2 separate regions of the Mus musculus genome follow, and region 1 is linked to region 2. The links are chromatin loops, found by intact Hi-C in ENCODE. Cell type or tissue: left cerebral cortex. All regions are shown on one strand. Each heading gives the region's core, and the rest is flanking DNA. Links, peaks and the distances in the headings are about the cores only.

The links. Peaks named below come from ENCODE experiments on the same cell type or tissue, not always from the same donor. Only the 100,000 strongest peaks of a DNase experiment are listed, where the experiment ranks them.
Region 1: it touches region 2 in a loop (2.0-fold over the local background); 1 of 42 quality-filtered maps calls a loop at or near these places.

The regions. Positions count from the first base shown.
Region 1 is chr11:115,934,185-115,944,860 of GRCm38, forward strand. It overlaps Sap30bp (SAP30 binding protein), which reads left to right. Exons shown (of 11, transcript NM_020483.3): 2 at 1,182-1,291; 3 at 3,826-3,873. It overlaps Gm39474 (a long non-coding RNA gene), which reads right to left and starts at 8,622. Exons shown (of 2, transcript XR_880317.3): 1 at 7,937-8,622; 2 at 5,688-6,720. In left cerebral cortex, for the core only: CTCF peaks have their summits at 5,697 (motif pointing right) and 7,967 (motif pointing right); a DNase peak (open chromatin) is centred at 5,704.
Region 2 is chr11:116,100,433-116,111,108 of GRCm38, forward strand. It overlaps Trim47 (tripartite motif-containing 47), which reads right to left and starts at 9,803. Exons shown (of 6, transcript NM_172570.5): 1 at 9,102-9,803; 2 at 7,834-7,929; 3 at 7,346-7,576; 4 at 6,992-7,190; 5 at 6,500-6,571; 6 at 5,318-6,209. The coding sequence starts at 9,788. The coding sequence ends at 5,569. In left cerebral cortex, for the core only: a CTCF peak has its summit at 6,860 (motif pointing left); DNase peaks (open chromatin) are centred at 8,419 and 9,903; H3K4me3 peaks cover 1,973 bases; H3K27ac peaks cover 2,850 bases.

The sequences.
Region 1 (10,676 bases), core at 952-8,951, 170 kb before region 2:
ATTCTGGGCTTTTTCATAGAATATGCTAGACAAGCCTTTTAAGGCGGTAGGGTGATTCTGTTGTTTGGTGAGTTTTAAAAGCCTATCGGTTGCCCTCAGACTGCGAAGCATAGAGGGAACAGATTTCTTGAAGGAAGCAAATTACCTGATATACCAGAGCTTTGGGTCTTCTTATCTGCAAAGTAGGGGCAAAACAATGAGGAAGACAGTCTTGTGCATAGAAGGCGTTTTTGAGGTTGCACATGAAACAAGATAGAGATGTGTGTGGTATGTCAAAACAGGAGTTTAAACGACCTGTTGGGCTGGTTCAAAGAGGAGAAGACTTTAACTGCCCTAATAGGCCAACAGCATGTAATAGTTCCCCAACCTTTGGAACTGCTGGGAACCAAACCCAGGGCCTTACACTCTTAGGAAAGCATCCCACTACTTTGTTACTTCCCCAGCCTGTCCTGAAAATATTAGAACATGAATTTAATGCTTGATTTTCTTTTCATATACATCTGTACATATGGAGTGGGCCTTGCATGTGAGTTCTGCCCATGGTGGACAGAGAGAGGCATCAGCTCTTCTGAAACTGGCATTTGTGAGCTGCCTGATGTGGGTACTGGAAACTGAACTGTCAAACTTACAGAGATCTGCCTGGCCCTGTCTCCAGAGAGCTTGAATTAAAAGCATGGGACACCAAACCCTGTACATTATGCACTCGTATAAGAGTCATCTTCCAATACCCCTGTTTTTGTTTGTTTTGAGACAGGATCTCCCTCTAGTCCTGACTGTCCTGGAACTCAGGCTGATCTAGAACTCAGAGATCCTCCTGCCTCTGCCTCCCAAGTGCTCGGTTCAAAGGTGTGCACCGCCATTCCTGGCACAACCCCTGGTCTTTTCTTTTTCTTTCTTTCCTTTTTTTTTCTTCCTCCCCCCCAACCTCCAGGCTGAGGACAGAACCCAGAGCTCTACCACTGAGCTAAATTCCCAACCCCAACCCCTGGTATTAAATTGTTCTTCCTAAGTACAAATTCAATCTGGGCCTATAGCCACTTACTTGAGACTTAGGTTCCCTTTTTATCTTCAGAAATAATCTTGGCCATTCAATTTTCAGAAACATTTTTACATTTCTCCCCTCTCCCCCTCTCTCTCCTTCTCCCTCTCTCTCCCCCTCTCCCCTCTCTCTCCTCTTTCAGAGGAGAAAGGTGGTTTGGTATCTGACGCCTATGGAGAAGATGACTTCTCTCGCCCAGGGGGTGATGAGGATGGTTATGAAGAAGAGGAGGACGAGAACAGTAAGCAGTCGGTGGGTAAATCTTCCAGACCCAGAGCTCTTGAAACACTCTTCCATTCCATGGTCAACTCTGTCCCTTTTCCCTTTTGGTTTGGAATCAGTTGGTACCCGTTGAGGATGTAGCTCATGGGAGAGGGCTTTGCCTAAGCATGTCAAGGACTTGATCCCCAGCACCACAGAAAGAAGAAAAAAGTTGAATTGGTTGGGTGGTATTAGCTCTTTTTGAAAGTTAAGTCGTTTTTTTTTTTTTTTTTTTCACCTGGACCACATTGTATTAGCTTTTGAATTGAGCTTTTGGAAGGAGGTCTTTTGTTTTGCATTTTTGAGATGGGGTCTTATGAAGCCCAAACTGATGGCAAACCTTTTACCCCTGAGCTCCAGATCCTCTAGGTCAGCTTATTGAGAGCTGGGGTTATAACCATGTTGCACTAGGCCTAGCTTGGTTACTTTTCATAACCTTAGTGTCAGTGGGTATTTTATGTTGCTTTGTGAGTTTAGCTAATCTTCCCACTTTATAAATGTGTTTGCCCTAACTAGTGTGTCACTTACATATCTGTAATCAACTTTGTATTAATCTCGGTTGGGGTTTATTCAAGTGCTTCACTTTGTAACAAGGTAAGGAAGGGAAGTTTGCTGCTGTCATCCACACTTTGATTCTTTGGTTATGTTCCACTTGGTGTTTTTGTCAGCGTCCCCTGGTTCTTCCAGAACTTCCTTGGAGTTAAGTAGGTGCGGGTAACAGACAGGAGGACTGTGTCCTTGTTAAGAGGAGGAGCAGTTCATGGCGGACAGCGACCTGAGCAGTATTACTTGGGACTTTAAAGTCTGGAAGGGAAAGAGGCAAGGAAATCCAGGCTGTTGTTTAGCACAAAAAGGCATCTAAAACTGAATTTGGATCTTGAATCTGGCATAGTAAAAGCAGCATTCACTGAAACACTCACAGCGAGCTTTATTTTGTTCTTCAGGTTGTTGTTTGGGGTTTTTGGTTATGTGTTGATATGTAAAGGCTAGCACGAGAATGTTCTTTAAACTAGGTTTAATGGTCCAGGTCCTGCAGATGTATAGCATTCAGGTGCTAAAGCAAGAAGATTGAAGATTCAAGAGTATATTCCTGTCTCAAATGAGTAAAAATAAGGACTGGGGATGTAGCTCAGTGGTACATCGATAGCACTTGCCTAGCATTCGCAGGACCCTGGGTTTGATTCCCCAGTACCACATAAAAACAACAGCAAATAAAACATTTCACAGAATGTATTTTGTATTCTCTTTTGAGAATTCTTCATGCCTTTATCCCACCCATCAGTGATAATGCAGAGTTGAGTAAAATTGCTAAAAAAACTTGTGGAAACTGGAGTGTGTGTGTGTGTGTGTGTGTGTGTGTGTGTGTGTGTGTGTGTAGTAGGGGTAAAGCCAGAGAGTTGTTCCCCAGCATCAACTACAGCTATTAGCCATAGTGGTTCACAGCCTGTAACCCAGCATGAAATGAGGGTTACAAGTTCAAGGTCATCCTTAGCTAGAAGGAAGGAAGCTTTGTTAAGTTTTTTGACTTTCCGTGCGTGCATGTGTGTGGTGTGTGTGTGTGTGTGTGTGTGTGTGTGTGTGTGTGTGTATGTATGTTTGCATGTGTGTTCTTAAAATACTAACCCACATCTACTTTCTGTCATATTCAAGCTATATGATATTTTAGTTTTGTTTTTAAACCTCTCCTGAAACCCCAGTGCCGATACTGGGGACTATTTGAGCATTCTGCCAAGCTCCATCTTTGACTGTGTAGTTGGTTCCATTTTGAGAGAGCTCTGTCGGTGGCATTGCGTTGCAAGCTTTTGCTTCCCTGGCACCGCCCAGGGCACTTGTCTAAGAACCATCGAGGCATAGTTTGTTTGTGTTAACATCTGGAGTGCCATGTTGTGTTTGGGATAAAGTCTAGTAAGTGGTTCCCATCTGCTTCTTAGCTTTTGACCTTATGGAGTTGTGGGCTTACATTGGAGAGTTCAGTACTCCCATGGTTTTGACTCAGTCAGATCTCCTTTGAGTAAAGAAGGCTGAGAAGAGTGGATCAGTGGCAGTAATGTGAGCATCCCAAAAGGCTGTCCCTCGCCCTTTAGTTCCCCCCTCTTCTGGTCGCTTGATCTGGTGATTTGATGCCCACCTTTCTGTCATTGCTTCTGACTTTAGGTGCCACCTAACTGTTGAGCAGTGTGGTGGTTGTGGGTATAAACGTAGAAGTGGTAAGAGAATTCATAACCTTGGCTTTAATAACTGCAGAACATGTTGCATCTTCCCTCTCTTTATACAATTTCCTTCAGGAATTTTCACTGATGTAGATGATGGCACCCTGATTTTGAGCTGCTGATCCCCCACCCCCTCCAGAATGTCTCCTTTTCCTTTCTCTTTCTCTAGTTCTGGGTTGTGTGGTAGGGAAGGGTTCTTGGTGGGGTGACTCCAGCTAGGAAAACAGTCTGTTTACTCCAACCGCTGGTTATGTGTGTAAGACAACCCAGGCCCACTCCTTTTAAGTTTAATCCTCTAAATTCTTTGTCTTGTAGGAAGATGACGATTCAGAGACTGAAAAACCTGAGGCTGATGACCCAAAGGTATTTGGTGTTGGCTGTGGCGGGTGGCTGGATTCAATCAAGGCTTTTAACATTCTGACTCAGGTCAAATGTGGGGTCAGGATCTGTCCCACTAGCACACAGAATGGACAGTGGGATCAGGCCAGTTTAATGAAGACCCTTAAGGCCACTAGGAATTCCTGAGGCTTGAGATAAAAACCACAAGAGGCCAGTCTGGGTCCTATAATCCATACACGCTTAAGTCTGGCCCCGTTTTCCCAGGTATGTGCTAGTCACACACGCACATGGTCTTTTTTGAAGCAGCCTTCCTTCTCATAGGTCTGTCCAGAAGCAGCTGAGAGTAATTAGCAGTGGCTCTTGTCGCAGTCCTAATGCTCCTGTGGTAATGGAGGCCCAGTGCTTGGAAAGGTACCTTTCTCAGAATCGTGCTTTATACTGCAAACATCTCCCTTGGAGGAGTACATACAACATCTCACCGTTGCAAGCTGCTCTGAAATAAGCCAAAATCTTCAAGGTTGCATAAGTGAAACTTAGGAGACTTAAGCCTGGTAGTAATATAAAACAGTAGTCTCATGATCTATGGGTGATTGGGTTTCCAGGACACCCCACCTTCATGCCCTGTACATATGCAAATCCAGAGCTTCTCACAGTCTTTATTTAAAATGGTATATTTACATATGACTTATACATATATAACACAGGTTAATATAATTCCCCCTGCTAGTTCCAGATTATCTCAAATTATTGTTACACTGTATTGTTCAGAAAACGATTTAAAAAAAAATTTCACGTTCAACACAGATGCAATTTAAAAGAAGAAATTAAACCCATAGCTGTTTGAATTCATAGATGTGAACTATGAAAGGGGGCAGTGTATCTGCTGAATATATAGCATGAGCTATATATCAGATCAGATGAGCTATCCATCCTCAGATATGGCCGTGCAGCCATTGGTATAAACTCAGAAAGGCTGCAGAAGACTCGGAATGTGTTTTACCGAGGATGCCAGGAGTAGACAGTGTGGAGCCCAGAAACCAGGTGCAAACGACTTTCTGTGCAGAGTAAAAAACCCAGGCTAAGAACTGGCCTGGCAGGAGAGCATGGGGCAGGCTTATGGCTTAAAACTAAAGGCCACCTAGAGAAGTTGGCATGCACTTGGCTGTCACCCCTTCTTCAGTGCTGTGATCCCAGCAGCAAAAGCTTTTTTTTTTAACGTCATTTTTTATTAAATATTTTCTTTATTTACATTTCAAATGTTATCCCCTTTCCCCTCTGAAAACCCCCATCCCTTCTCCCCTCCCCCTGCTCACCAACCCACCCACTCCCACTTCCTGGCCCTGGCAGCCCCCATACTGGGGCATAGAACCTTCACAGGACCAAGGCCCTCTCCTTCCGTTGATGACCGACTAGGCCATCCTCTGCTACGTATGCAGCTGGAGCCAACAGCAAATTTTTGAGGAAAGGTACATCCTTGTGAGATAGGCAGCCCTGTGGAACACAAAAGACTTACTGCTCTCTGGAAGAGCAGATAATAAAGAACAGGGGACACACACACACACACACACACGGGTGTCCACTGATGCCAGAAGAGGTGTCACTTTTCTGGAACTAGAGTTTAGAGTTGATTGTGAGCTGTCAGGTGTGCACTAGGAGTTGGAGTCTTCTGCAAGAACAGCAAGTGCTTTTAACCTCTGAGCCATCTCCCCAGCTCTGTTGGATTTATATGAGAGGATTTTGTTGTTCTAAACTTTTGATTTGAATAATTCTAAGAGGACGGACATACTGCTAGAGCAGGTCTTGTAGTTTATCTTCTGTTAAGCTAATGAGTTGCGCCATGGCCGTCTACCCACTAGATGGCGCTCTCTACTTTTAAGGATCTAATTTTAACTGGTTATGTAGAGGTTCTCAAAACATTTGGTTTCATGAGACAACTTAGAAATGCAGATCCCAAGGAGCTTCTGTTCATTGTATATATTGGTATTAGAAGTTAAACTGAGATGCAGACTCTTTGACTTCAGCATAGGGCAGGATGTAGACTGAGAGCCTTAGAGCTCCAGGTTCAATGAAAGACCTTATCTCAGACAATCAGGTGGAAAGCAATGTAGGAGGGTCCCAGACTCCTATCTCTGACTTCCATGTACACACGTGCAGGCAACACACACATGCATGCAACTACGTGAACACTCAGAAACTCAATTGGTAGTTTGCTAAAACAGTTGCTCTGTTCTACTGTGTGTGTGTGTGTGTGTGTGTGTGTGTGTGTGTGTGTGTGTCCTGCAAGACAGCCTGTATCTGTAGCCCTGGCTGTTCTGGAACTCATCTGTACAGCAGGTCTGTCTGCCTCTGCTGGGATTGAAGGTGTGCACCACTACTCCCAGCTGTTTTGTTTTTGAGAGAGTCTCACAGGCTGAAGCCCAGGCTGGCCTGCAATGCCCGGTATTCCAGGCTCCTCTCAGATTCTCTGTGATCCTCCTGCCTTAGCCTCCCAAGCACAAGCCACAATGCCCAACCTCTGGTGTGTCTCTCAACACTTCAGTAGGCCTTTTACCATGGATGACTTCACAACACCAGACCAGAGCCTCGGTTTCTCTTCTCTGGGAAATGAGCATCATCATGAAATCTGCCTCTTTCGTTTGATGAGGGTTAAAGTAGTGCTGGGTGCCTGCGATTGGTAGCATCAGGTGCCTCTACTCACTTCCCAGGCTGGTCAGCCGATGTCGTTGACTACAGAATGGCGAGGCCTGTGCTTGGAGCCACAGTGTGGTGAGAGGAGCAGGCATAAAGGTGAGGGCTCGGAGAGGGCGGGCAGGCAGGCATGCTGTGGTGCGTGAAAGCTGGGAGGGAAGGCAGTGACAGCCAGATGCAGACCTGAAACAGCACAGAGCTAAATGGGAGAGGTTTGCTGTCATACAATGGAGACTTTTCTGTCATCTCTAGCCAAAATGGTTTGAGTTATTCATAAGGTAGTAATCTCACTGTTTTGTAGAAGATTTTTAGATGCATGTAAAGCCAGCTTGGTCTACACAGTAAGTTCCAGGACAGCCAGGCCTACACAGTGAAACCCTGTCTCAAAAATTAAAAATAAAAATAAAAAGGATTTGTCATTAATGTTCTAGTTTATGGGTTGTGTTGAGGTTGGACAAATCCCCAGAGGGTTTGAGACTCCCCGGGAGGAGAGGTTACGGGAGAAGGGCAAACTTGAGAATTCTCTTGCTGCTGTTAGCAAGCTAACATAGTGCACACACCTTTAATCTCAGTGCTCCGGAGACAGAGGCAGTGGACCTTAATGAGCTTAAGCCAGCCTGCTCTATGGAACAAGTTTCAAGGTTACATTGTGAGAGCTTGTCTCCAAAAAACCAAAGTAAAAGAAACAAAAAAGGCTGAGGCCCACTCCTTTAATCCCAGCACTTGGGAGGCAGAGGCAGGCAGATTTCTGAGTTTGAGGCCAGCTTGGTCTACAGAGTGAGTTCCAGGACAGCCAGGGCTACACAGAGAAACCCTGTCTCGAAAAAACAAAAAACCAAAAAGGTGCCAAGACTAGAAATGGCATTTTTGATTGTCTTGCTACTTTCTTTATGTTTTAAACCTTTGTTATTATTGTGTGTGTGTGTGTAGCTGTGGAGGCAGGGCATGTGTGTGCATGTGCACATGCAGAGGCCACAGAACACTCTGGAACCACTTCTCTCCTCTGCATATGTTCTGGGGTTGAGTGCAGGTCGTGGGCTGGTACAGCAAGTGTCTCTGCCCACGACCGATCTCCTTGCTTCTGTTACTTTGCTCTATGAAACAGGGTCTCACTGTAGCACAGGCTGGCCTCAGTCTGCCCACCCTCCTGCCTCAGCCTTTGGAGCACTGGGACCTAATTTTGCCACTCTGACACCTGGAGTAGCTCCTGGGTGCAGTCTCCTGCACTGAAGTTGAATGAGACGCTAACTCCAGATCCACCTGTATGGAAGCGTTCAGTCTGAGATAGAAAGGCCCGAGTTACAAATCAGAGAAGGGGAGGCAACTTGGTATGCCAAGAGAATCTAAACACCTGCGTGCTTCTAACCCATGCTTGCTTTCTCTTGGCGTCTAGTCTCACCTCAGTAAGCAGTCTGGCCTTATGTGCTGTGATCACTCCACAGAAGGGGGAGCTGCTGTCCTAGAAACCATCAGACTAACTGTGGCAGTCCTCTGACAGCACTGTACCCAGTGGCTCCAGTGTGCCTCTGTCCATTTGCCCTTGGTGTGTGAGCTCCCCACATGCCGCTGTCCTCTGTCCACACTTTGCCTCCATAGCTCTGGAACGTTCTTCCTTGTTTATTTTTCTTCCACTCCTGCAGTTCCCGTGGATAGAGGTGTCTCCATTTGCTGTCCCTGGCAGACCTTCCATTGAAAACAGGCAGGGACGGATGACCTGGAACAAGAAGGGGCAAGCAGCCTGCTGCCAGCTGTCAGGGAGGGCCTGGGCTTGTAAGCTCCCTGGGGTCTTTGGTCCAGGCTCTGTGGTAGGGAAAGAATCCCGGCCTTTCTAGGTGCTGACATTGAGTAGGGGAAATAATTGCGGCATTTTTGAAAGAGGTGTGTATGATCCCAGTTAAATCAAAGAAAACATTCTTAAAATCCTTAGAGCCCAAGCTGGGTGTGGTGGCTAATTCAGAAGGATAGGGCAGGAGGGTCACAAATTTGAGGCCAAACTAGCCTAAACAGCAAAACCCTGCCTTAGAAAAGATTTGGCAGAGGCGGGTGGTGGTGGCGCACACCTTTAATCCCAGCACTTGGGAGGCAGAAGCGGGTAGATTTCTGAGTTCGAGGCCAGCCTGATCTACAAAGTGAGTTCCAGGACAGCTAGGGCTATACAGAGAAACCCTGTCCTAAAAAAAGAAAGAAAAGAAAAGATAAGATTTGGCAGGACATGATGGCACACACCTTTAATTCCAGCAGAGGCTAGTAGATCTGTGAGTTCCAGGCCAGTGGGGACTCCACAGTCAGACCCTGTCACAAGATTTAAAATGATGAGATTGAAGAGGGAGTTGGTAACTAAAGAATGGTTTCCTCCATCTGTAGGGCCCAGGCACCCCCACCACCTCACCCAGCTCAGCAGACTGTGATGGCCACTTTGCAGGGTCTTTTGAGGGGAGGGAGGGAGGGAGAGAGGGAGCTAGGAGCTCCCCAGGTGAAGTGAAGCACTCCGGGCTATCCAGCCTTCAGTGTAGCTGTGTGTGTGTGTGTGTGTGTGTGTGTGTGTGTGTGTGTGCGCGCGCGCGAGTGAGAGAGAGACACACACACACACACACAGACACACACACACACGTACACACGTACACACGTGAAGACACCCAGCTCATAGAGCTCAGTACTTTTGTTCACATAACTCCTAGACAAAGAAGTGCTTCAAGGTTCTCTGTCTTAAAGCTTAGCTGCAAACAATAAGCACTGCACTTCTCACAGTTCCCCTGCTGCTTGGGAAAACAGATGGTGTGTGAGGTATCTTGTTGAAGGTTTCCTGAGAGCTTTCAGCATCTTGCAGCCTGTTTGTTTACGTTAGGATGCTGGGTGCTTTGTTGCATGGGTTGAAACTGCAGTGGTAGATGGTCTTGGAATTGGGCTGAGGGAGATGGAAGTCCCCTGTGCCCTCAGGAGCCCAGCTCAGCCATGCCAGTGGCTCTCGGCCTCCATCCTGAAGTGGTCTGGGGCTCATGGTTGCTGAATGTTGAGAATGTGTGTGGATGGACGTATCGGGCAGTCCCAAGTTATTACTAATAGGCAGTGATACTTCAAATTGTATTTTTAATTGTAATTGTGTGTGTGGTGGTGGTGTGCTCATGAACACAGGACCCTTGGAGGCCGGAAGGCAGCACTGGGTGCCCTAGAGCCGGTTTCCTGCGGTTGTGAGCTGACTGACTTAGTTGCAAGAAATCAAACTCTGATCCTCTGCGAGAGTAGTGTGGATTCTTAACCATGGGGCCATCTCTCCTGCCCGTACTGTTGCTCTCTTGAAGTATCTGAATCAAAGGCCTAGGAAGTGAAAGGTGTGTGAAGAGCTTATTTCCCAGGAGTTCATTGTTAACTGAACCTTGGGAAGAACATTTGCCGCCAGCAGTTATATGGGGACAGCACCCCAGGTGAAGTCTGTTCTCTGTCAGCCACCCAGATGGAGACTGCCGGGTCTGCTGTGGCCTGTGCAGGTCTACAGAGCTACAGGTCTACACCAGTCAGGGCTCTGCAGTCTAACAGGGTGACTGGAGGGAGCTGTGACCGTGCTCCATTCGCCCCCATTGGCCACTTGTGTCCTTTGTTGCTTTGCTCTTAGAAAACCCTGAGAAGTAAGACTTAGACCTTAAGTCTGTCAAGGCTGTAATCCCATAACTTAACTCGGAAGGCTGAGGCAGAAGCGATCCTTCATGGCTATGACTAAGAGGCCAGCTTGGACTACATGATAAAATACAGGTTAGCTGGTCTACAGAGTGAGGCACTATCTCAAACAAAGAAACAAACAACCTTAAATTTAAAAATTACAAACAAAACCCAGTTTTTAAGATAAATAAGGCAGTAAACATATGTATGTATGTATGCAAATATTTCTAAATAAGAAATGATTTCAAAAGAAAGCTGGCCACCATGGATCACACTGGAGTAATCACAGTGCTTTGGCAGGTCAGCCTGGGCTACAGTGTGAGACTCTGCCTTCAAGAAAAGAAAGGCGAGGATGGAGAGATGGCTCAGTGGCCAAGAGCACTTGCTGCTCTCCCAAGATCCAGGTTTAGTCCACAGGACCCTTGTGGCAGTTCACAACTGCCTGTACATAATTCCAGTTCTGCGGGCTCCTGTACAAACTTGGT
Region 2 (10,676 bases), core at 1,991-9,990:
GAGAGGCTCCACAGTGCCCTTTGCTGTTGGCCGAGCTGAGATGGAGCCGCAGCTGCCGTGTGGGACAGCCGTGCAGATCTGGGCTATTTCAGGGCAAGGCCTTTTTTGGCCGCATGTATTTGAGGAACACCAGGTCCCTGCTCCTTCACCAGAGGGCGGGGCCAGCACATGTTCTGGTTGCTATGGACAGGGGCCCCACCCTTGGGCTCTCAGCCTGAACCTCTGTCCACTTCCAAATCCCCAGACACAGCTGCAGTTTGTTCTGAGTGGTTCCTGATGGAGGAGTGTTTATGCAAGCCTTTGCTGTGCCCCCCCTCACAAGCCCCAGAAATCCAGAGTGACTCCCAAAGATGGCTCCAACAGGACTCAGTGTGTGTGTGTGTGTGTGTGTGTGTGTGTGTGTGTGTGTGTGCACCTGTGCATGTGTGCTCACACAAGCGTATGCACAGAGCGTGTGCTGGTTTGCACATGTGTATTCATGTGTTGAGGGCAGAGGCTAATATCAGGTGTCCTCTTCCCTCACACTTTCTTGTGAAAGTGTGTTTTTTTCCTGAGACGAGGTCTCTCCCTGAGCCTGGGGTTCACTGATTTAGCTGACTGACTGATCACAAGCCCCAAGGATCTCCTGGTTCCGCCTCCCCAGTGCTGGGATCCAGGCCCTCCCCAGTGTGGCTTTCAGTGTTAGGATCCAATCTCCCGTTCTTGTTCTAACGTTAGCATGTTGATTGCTTTGTTACCTGGGCCATCCCTCCAGCCCTGAATGGAGACTTTCTAGTTCCACACTTTTCGGTACTGAGGTAAACACCTACAGCCTCTTGCTTTTCTCTTTCGCTCTAGGTTTTATTTATGTATCTATTTAGACTTTTTAAAGACAGGGTTTCTCTGTGTAGCCTTAGCTATCCTAGAACTCACTCTGAAGACCAGGCTGGCCTCGAACTCGGAGTTCTGCCTGCCTCTGTCTCCCGAGTGTGTCTCCATTACCCCGCGATTTTGTTTATTTTTATTTTATGTGTATGGATGTTTTCCCTGTCTGTATGTCTGTGAACCATGTTTGTGCAGTGCCTGAGGAGGCCAGAAGAGGAGACCAGATCTCTGGGACTGGAGTTACAGATCTTTGTGAGCCACAATGTAGGCCCTGGGAACTGAACCTGGGCCGTCTGAAAGAGCAGCAAAGTACCTCTAATTGTTGAGCCATCTCTCCAGCCCTCCTTTAGGTTTTTTGTTTCTTTGATAGTGCTAGGAATGGAATCCCTGGGTAAGCATTCTCTCCGGAGCCACTTCCTGGGGCCCTGTCCTGCAGTTTCAGGTTCTCACCCTAAAGACGTGATTGTACAGAGAAGGAACGAAAGCCTTAGCTTTCAGATTCTTCTTCTTGTTGGCGCTGGGTGGGAACGTGTGTGCTGGCTGTACGGCAGGATAGGACAACGACTCTGCAACTAAAGGTTATTTTCCTTACTGGGCCCCTGAACAAGCTGCAGCCCAGCTCTCCTGCTCCCTGCAGACCTCAGCCACACCCGGCTCAGCCCATCTTGCTGGCCAGGCTCTGTCGCTTAGCCACAGGCTATGTCTGGAGAGGGGAAACAAGTGTTCCAGAAGTTCAGGAGGGGGTGAGGACTGGGGGCCTCTTTCCTCCCGGAGCGCCAGCAGGGAGGTCCCGGGCCGCAAGGGCTGCAGGGCCTGGCAGTGTGCAGTTGCCAAGAGCCAGTGCAGCAGAAGTCCGTCCTCGGGCTGTTGTTTGCACTCTGCAGCTTATTTTCCCACAGAAACAAAGCTCAGGAAGGAGGTGGCCCCTTGCCTGGCTGAGGAACTGTATTCAGTTCATAGCTACAGCCTCAAGCCTTCAGCCCTCCACATTGTCTGGGACTAGCCAGGGCCCTAGAGGGAGCCGCTAAGACCCGCAGGCACCTCTGCCAAGGCTCTGGGACTGTGGGAACGGAGCCCACAGGGAACCTATTTGGTTTAAGCTTTTGCTTTGTTTTTCTTTTCCTTTCTGGGGGTGCTAGGGTTGTAACCCAGGACTTCTTCTCTACCTGTGAGCTTCTCCCCTGTGCGGCTCACCTGAGCCAGCTGTGTCCTGGTCAGGAAGCCCCCTGCACTGCTGTCTGAGAACTCGGCCTTTCTCACTTATAAAGGGTAATGGCTCCAGGCCCACAGTTCCCTAGCTCTTTCCTCTTTTTAACATTTTCTCACGGTGATATATGTTTACAGTCCCAGTACTTAGGAGTCAGAGGCAGGAGGATTGCCAAGAGCTGGAGGCAGGCTTGGGCTACATAGCTCATACCCAAGACAATGTGGACACTGCAGAGTGAGACTTTATCTTAATTTTTTTTTTAGAATAATCTTTTGTTTCTGTTTTGTTTAAGATAGGGACTGACTTTTTTTTTTTTTTTTTTTTTTTGGTTTTTCGAGACAGGGTTTCTCTGTGTAGCCCTGGCTGTCCTGGAACTCACTCTGTAGACCAGACTGGCCTCGAACTCAGAAATCCGCCTGCCTCTGCCTCCCGAGTGCTGGGATTAAAGGCGTGCGCCACCATGCCCGGCTGGGACTGACTCTTTTAGCTCAGGCTGGTGTAGACGCTAAAGTGTCCAGTATCTTGGGTGCTGAGATTCCTCGTGTAAGCTGCAACTCTGGGCTTCAAGCTGTTCTGAATAAAACAGATTAAAGCTTTGGTTGGTGGGTAAAGGGATAGGCCGTCATAGTACCTATGCCTTGGGTGGTGGTGAAGCACCATATTGCCATACTTCTTCCTAAATGTTCTTGGAGGAATGCTGGAAAGTTCTCAGGGCCAGACAATGCTCCCTAACACAATATTCAACCAGGCAGACATAACACATACATATATGTATATACACACAGCATACATGGATGGATGCAGACAGACACTAACCCACATTGGCTTTAGCTTAACATGCAGAGCTGTGTATCACATTCCACGTGGGGTGGGGGTGAGGTCTGAACCCTGGGACTTCTCAGCCCCCTGTACAGCTGTGGGCCAGCCAACACCTCTATCTCCTCCATTTTGGGCTATAAAAGCTGCACCATAGGGGCTTGGGGTAATGAAACTCACTTCTCCCCCCCCCCCTTTACACTTGTTTATGTTACGGGTGCACAGACATGGGTGGGTTCACACATGCCACAGCCCGGGTACAGCAAAGCAAGAGAACAGCTTGCAGGAGTCCAGTCTCTTCTACCGCGTGGATTCTGGAACTCAAACGCAGGCCATCAAACTTGGCAGCGTTTACCAACTGAGCCAGCTCATCAGCTCAGGCTTCTGTGACAGTCTTTGGAAACTGAAAGTCATTCTACAAGCAAGACACTCATGAGTGGCCCAAACCATAGCTGGGAGTGGTAGGGCCGAATTCTGGCAGGGACGCTCTGGCCACGGGGCCCTTATCTGCCATGCTTACATGCCCGGCCATGCCAGGGCCTCCTGCCCTCGGGGAGCGGGGAGCAGAGGCTTATGTGGGGGGTGGAAGGTGCCCAGCGGGGGGGGGGGGCAAGACAACACAGGTGGTCTAGGGATGCCAGGGTTCTGTGGAGGACGGAGGCTGTTTGCAGGTGAGAAAAAGACTCTAGGAAGCCCCAGCTGCCCATTGAGTGGGATGGTGGAACAGCCTCCTGACAGTCCCTTGGTTGGATGCAGAGGGACCTGTGGGACCTGTGGCTGCCATGGGAACAGGGTTGAGAACACAACCCAGCAGGAGCAGGGAGGCCCCACCCGGAAAAAAAACATCCTGGCCCGGCTGCCCTGCCCGGGGCCAGGCAGGCTCTGTGGGAGGGGTTATTTTTAGCAGTTTAGGCGGCTGGGGCTGGACTTGTATGGCCTTGCTGTCTGGCTGCATAACTCACCCATTGTCCTGTCTGACCTTGGATAGCTGCTGGGAGGCCTCTCTGGCTGCCCCTTACCCCCCTGGGAGACATCTGGGGCACAGAGAATCTAGAGAGGGAACTGGCCTGGAAATTCAGCCTCCTTCTGTAGCCCCAGGTTATCCCAGACAGGGTGGCGAGTTTCTGGGGTGGTGGAGGGCGCTGAGCCTTCCTGGAAACCAGCCAGAGGCTCTCCCAAGGCACTGGAAAAGTGCTGTGTCACAGGTGCGACGACAGAGGACACAGACCCCTTTATTGTAGATGTTTTTTCATTTCCACGCACACCCAGGGTGGAGTGTGTGTGTGTGTGTGTGTGTGTGCTCGCGCACGAGCGCGAGAGCATGAAAGCTCAGGTTGTCTTTGCATTTCTCTCCCACACCCAAGCACCCTGCTCAGCTCTTGGCTTTGGGTGTGTGACTTCTGTGTTTAATTCTGGATACAGTACACTCAAAGTAAGTCCAGAATTGGCTTGTGGCACCAAGGATGAGAAATACTTATCTTACCTAGAGCCAGGGTGCTGCTGAAGGACAGGACACAGGTAGGTCCTTCCTCCTGAGTCAGGGAATCTTATTCTCCTGCCTGCTCACTCTGACTTTTTGTTTTGTTTTTTTTTTTTGTTTCATTTTTGTTTGTTTTGATGTGTGTGTGTGTGTGTGTGTGTGTGTGTGTGTGTGTGTAAGGTCTCAGATGTCATATTCAGAAATTATTTCTTACCTGAAGCTCACCTATTACTTTAGGCTAGTACCCAGTGAGCCCCAGTGACCTGTCTCTCTCTCTCTCTCCCTCCCTCCCCCCTCCCTCCTCCCCCTCTCTTTCTCCAATGTGGACATTACATTCTTTTCAATGTATGAAAAAGGTATGATTCTTTCTAGGGGCTCGAACTCAGGTCCTCTTGATCTTCTGTAGCAAGCGCTTTATCAGCTGTGCTATCTCCCAGCCCTCATCTGTTTTGCTCTGTGTTGCACTTATTTGTATCTATTTACTGTGTATGCATGAGTGCCTGCCTGTGCTTGTGGCTTAGGCACCAGGGCAGAGTCAGAGAACAAGTTGCAAGAGGCAGTTCTCTTCTCTCTCTCTCTCTCTCTCTCTCTCTCTCTCTCTCTCTCTCTCTCTCTCTCTCTCTCTCTTTCTCTGTGTGTGTTTTTGGAGACAGGGTTTCTCTGTGTAGCCTTGGCTATCCTGGAACTCACTTTGTAGACCAGGCTGACCTGGAACTCAGAAATCTGCCTGTCTCTGCAGCCCAAGTGCTGCGATTAAAGGTGTGTGCCAACCACGCCCGGCGAGGCAGTTCTCTTTTTCTACTATGTATGGCCCAGGCGTCAAACTCCAGTCCTAAAACTTGGCCGCAAGCACCTCTACTGGCAGAGCCATCTTGCCTGCCCCTATCCCCAGATCTTGAATGCTGAGAAGTCATAGGAGTTTCTGGAAGATGAGGAATGAAAGGGGGAATCATTCATTTAACAAATGTTTATTGAGCACCTACTGTGTGCCAGGTAGTTCTAGAGACCTGGAAAAGAAGGGGCTGGGGCAGACTGGAGTTGTCCCAGCTAAAGATCTGTTCTCAAAACAAGTCCTGCAAAGTGGAAGGTCTAGAAGGCCTCAAGAAGTGAGGTGGCTAGGAGTGTGGGAGTCTCTGAGGCTAGTGCCTTCCCCTAGCAAATATGGGCAACGGCGCCACAGGATGACCCAGCCGGGCGTGCATCACCTCCTCTTCAGCACGGTTATGCACGATTTCTTGAGAGGTCCAATCTGCAGATGGGCGTCCACACTCTCCAGGAAGAAGGCAGGCTTGAGCCTGTGGTTGAAGAGCCCGGAAAAATGGCTGTCCAGGCGACTCTGAAAAGGGTCAGTGGGGGAGGCCAGAGCACCGCTGCGGCGAGGCCGGGAGGCTTTGAGCCTCCGAAGAAGGCTCAGCTTTCCGTCTCGGACAGCATAGAAGGCCAGGGCATGGTCTGCATACTCTAGGCAGACCCCGACTGTAGGCGAAAAGGCATGGGGTAGCGGGGCCTCCAGCCCGCAGAACCAGACTGAGAAGCCACGCCCATTCCACTGCAGACAGCATGAGTGTGCATTGCGGCCCAGCCGGCCCCGGTCATAGGGCTCTTGCGGGGAGAAGCCCTCGGCCATGACTCCCACACTGACCCATCCTTCGATGATCTCCACCTCCCAGTAGTAGGTGCCCCGGTCCAGGGCGCCCTCTCCTAGCACCTGCTCGCAGTGTGTGAAGCGGGTGGGTGACTCCGGGTAGTTGATGGGACACAGTACTCTCTTGACACCTTTAGTTCCAAAAAGCTGCAGGAACTTGTCCGCGGTGTCGCTGTCCAGGTCCACGATGTAGGCAACTGACCCCAGGGACGGGAGAGAGACGCAGATCACAGCCAGGCTCAATTTAGAGATTGTTCCCCGGCACCCCACCCCCACCCCCGCCCCAGCTAACCCTCCCCCAAACACAGCCAAGTCCCTTCTTTAGGACTGGTGAGACTCAGAACTAATGGAGACCACCCATGGAGATGACCTTGTTCGCCCCAGAGACTAAGGAGAGGGCTCCCAAGCTCTGTGGTCCCTCCCAGACCCTGTTTCTGAAGCCTAGCAGCTAAGCCTGCCCCTTGGTAGCAGCAGGCTGGCTACTTACACTTGAGGAAGTAATCCCTGGGGGCCTCACTCTCCAGCAGGCTGGTACTGTCAGGGTCCTGGGACTCCACATCTGCTGCAGGGGAGGGAAGAGGTGGTGGAAAAGCCATCTCTCTAGAATACCTGTGGCTGCAGGACTACCCTTGGTAGTGCCCCACCCCTGCCTGTGGATCTAATTCCCTCCTACCCTTCCCTCCTCCCAAAGCCCCCAGCCACCTGGTGACAGACACCCATATGGGGGGGACGACCATGTTCTCCTGCAGATGTGGTGCTTGAGCGCCCCCCCCCCAACCCTAACCCCGAATGCAGGGCCTTGATCTCTGTAAAGTCCATGGGTGAGTTAGAAGACTCCCCTCTGCCCCCTGGAGGCATAGCTTCAGTTCCTGGCAGGATTACGGCCCTGCCACTCTCCCTCCTTCATGCCTGGATGGACACCAGATCTGGGGGCCCGGAAGGTCCATCTGGGGGAAGTGAGTCATAATGGAGCACCCACCTTCTGAGCCGAGTTTCTGTAGCCCATCCTCATTGCTGCCCAGCCCCCGCAGCTGCTCCCACTGGCTGGCACAGGCTGAGATGAGGGTGTCTCTCACCGCTTTGACCACCTGGGAGGACTTGGTGAAGCTGAGTTCCCTGGGGGGCCCAGGCCCGGGGCCGCACCCCTCCTCCAGGGCCAGCCGTAGTGCCAGGAGCTCCTGTGCCAGACAAATGCCCAGTAAGTCTGCTGGCCACAGTGTCTCGCCACCAGGGAAGGTAGCAACTATCCTGGAAGGCCAGGTACCCATCCTGGCTGCCATTGTTTCTCAACCCCGCCCCATCTCTTCAATTATGGCTCCTGAGCCGCCCTCACCTGGAGAAAGCTGACTGAATCCGCCTCTGGAACCTGACCGAGGTTGTGCCGTGCCTTGCTTAGGCGGCTGCGCTGTTCCTCTTGTCTACGCAGGTCACCCTGGGACCGGCCCAACATTGTGGCCTCTCCCTCTTCGATGAACCCCATCACCTCGTTCTGGAAACTCTGAAGGGTGGCTGTGGCCTCGGCAAACATCTGGCTCACCCTCTCCCGCTCTGCCACAGCTGCACTCTGCAGGAGAGAGCAGAGGAGACAACAGTGAGGGCAAAGACCGGGCCTGCCCGCTGTCTCCGTCCCTGACTGCTTGTGCCCACCCAGCCCCCACCCAGCCCCAGCCTGCTCTGGGTCTGAGCCAGGTTGCAGGAAACAAGGTGTTCCTGCTTAGTGGGGACGAGCACGTCTAGAGTGGGCGGCACCACAGTGAGAGCTTGTGGTGATTTCAGAGGCCTGCTTCAGGGGTGCACAGGGGGATTGGGGTGGGCGCGGACCTTGATGAGGGCCACAGTACGGCGGGACTGTGCGATGCCGGCACCCAGTTCATCCATGCGGTCCTCCGCAGCGCTCAGGACTTTGGACTGCTCCACCTGTGGACCAGGTTTTGTGAGATTGGTGTCTGTCAAAGGTCCCCGGAACTGCATCAGATCTCAGAATTTGGGGGGCTAGGTAGTGACATTTGTGAATGAAGGGAACGGAAATGGCCGTGAAGTCCCAGAATATCCCCAAGGCAGCTCTGGCCCAAGCTGGTGCCATTTCCAAATGCCTGGCAAGGAAGCAGGTTGTGGGCATATGACAACCTGTTGACCAGAGAAGCCAGTATAGGGCCACCTATGATTCTCTATTTGGGATTGTTTTCCCCCTGGGGAAGAGGCAAAGTGTGAGAGGGTGGGGTAGGGTGTGACGTGACGGAACCAGAAAAGAGGACACTAAATAGTCCTGGGGATTAGTCTCAAAAGAGCCTTCACCCCCAATCCAGCTCTGAAAAATGGGGATTCCGGGCAAATCCCTCGGCTCTAATGAGTCACAGCTCCAGGCAGGAGAGGCGGAAAATCCCAAAGCCAGAGGCGCCAAGACCGGGATGGAGGCCAAAGGAAACTGGGGGTGGGAGGTAGCGGGACACTGGGCACATGCTCCCCACGGCCCCAGAGCATTCGGACAGAGGAGATCTGTGTGACCAGCCCAAACTCCGTCGCTCTCCTGGTGCCCGCCACACCCATACAAAGTGGCTGACTCAATTCAGGACGAATCTGAATTGAAGAGGGCATCAGCTACGGGGCCCCGCCCGCACCCAGCGACTCCTGACCCCCACGGCTTCTGAGGGCCTAATGCGGATCCCTCTCTCGCTTTACACTTACACTAATCTAGCTAAAGCGCTCTCTCTCTCTCTCTCTCTCTCTCTCTCTCTCTCTCTCTCTCTCTCTCTCGGCTTTTTGCCACTCTTTCATCTTACTAGTCCCTCCCGACTCTCTTTCCATCCACACCAGCCCCAGCAAATGACAGTGTAGACCGGAAGAGGTTGCAAAGATTCTCAGGCTAGAGGAGGAAACTAAGGCAGAGCCTATTGAGTCAGAGAGATGAAGCCCATGTAAAGGCAGGAGGAGAGAACCAACCCCACAAAGTTGCTTCCTTCATCTCCATGTGCACAGCCATAATGATAAAACAAATATATAACAGACACACCCGGATAAGAGTGAGGGACTAAATAGCTCTAGTGTCCCTCCTGTCACCCATCTCCACGTGTCGACTCAAGGTGCCCCACCTCCTGAAGCGCGCGCTCCTGCTCCAGCGGCACGAGCTCGTGGCCGCGATGGTCCTGAGTGGCACAGGCCTCGCAAAGGCACACACGCTCCACGCGACAGTAGCGCTCCAGAGGCCGCAGGTGGCGCGGACACAGGCTCTCCTCAAGTCGGCGCAGCGGGGGCACCAGGCGGTGGCCGCGCAGGGCGGGGCTGCGTTCGTGGGGGGCCAGATGCGCGGAGCAGAAGGAGGCGAGGCAGGAGAGGCAAGAGAGCGCGGCGGGCAGGGCGGCGCCCTCGGGGCACGCGTCGCAGCGCACCGGCTCCTCACCCGCGGGCCACTGCTCCGGCGCGCAGGGAGCCGATGGTTCCGGAGCCGGAGGTGGTGCGCTGGGCGCGGAGGGCTCGGGCGTGGCGCCCCGGGTCGATCCTGAAGCCGGGGCGGACATGGGTCCCGGGACCGAGCCCTGGCGGAGCTGCAGCAACTCGGACAGCGTGTGGTTCTTGCGGAGCTGCAGGCCGTCGGGGAAAGGCTCCTGACAAAGTGGACAGCGAGCTGGACCTCCGGAACCACCGGTGCCGCCCGCGCTCCGGTGCGGCCAGAGAGCGCCCAGGCAAGCGAGGCAGAAGTTGTGGCCGCAGGGTAGTGTCACCGGCTCCCGGAGCGGTTCCAGGCAGATGGGGCAGCTGAAAGGCCCGCTGCCGTCCATGGCTCCGCCGCTACCCGGGCACCGCCTGTGCTGCTCCCGCCTGGGAGGGACCTGGGACGGTTCGCGCCCGGCACCGCCCCTTGGGACCCTGGCCAAGGGTCCGGCCCCCTCCTACCCCTCCGCAGCTCTGCTCGCCCCAGCGCGGCTCGCCACCGCCGCACCCACCGGTCAGCAGACGCCGCGAGGCCGGCCAGCCCTCCAGGGGAGCACGACCCTCTTGAGACTTCTACCCAGCGTGGGCGGAGGCGGTGGGACTGCCAGAGGATTGTGAAAAGGAGAGGACCCGGAGCGAGAATGTGAGGGGATTCATGGGGAGGAGGCTGAGAGGACATTCGATCCTCCATCCTCTATCCTGGTCAGCCAGGTGCCATGGTGGGCGTGCACAGCCATGTAGCCAGCGCCTTTCCCTCCAGACCCCTCCCAGGTACAGTTAGCCAAGTTCCCTGAGTTGCTGACATACAGAAAAACTTACTGCTGGTATGTGTCTGTTTTGACCTCTTAGCGACTGTGTTTACCCGCGCTGGGGAACTTAGCCTTGTCTAGATCTGAAATGGGAAGCTGACATCACTTGACAAATCCCTTGTCTGAGGAATTTACTTCCGTTCATGGATACTCGCGGGTGCCTGTAGTTCCCCAAAAGGAGACACTGGTTAAGGCCTGCCCAACTATGCATTTAGAACAGTGCGTCTAGTTGCAAGGACTTGTGCTTGAGATTTAGTCTCTGTATGTAGCCCAGAGTGACCTAGAACTCTTCATCCTCCTGCCTCAGCCTCCTGAGTGCTGGGATCACAGGCTTATGGCTTCTTCGTGTTGTTTCTGGGATAGGTCTTTCTTACATAGCCTTGGTTAGCCCAGAGCTTATGTTGGCCTTGATTCCCATGCCTCCAC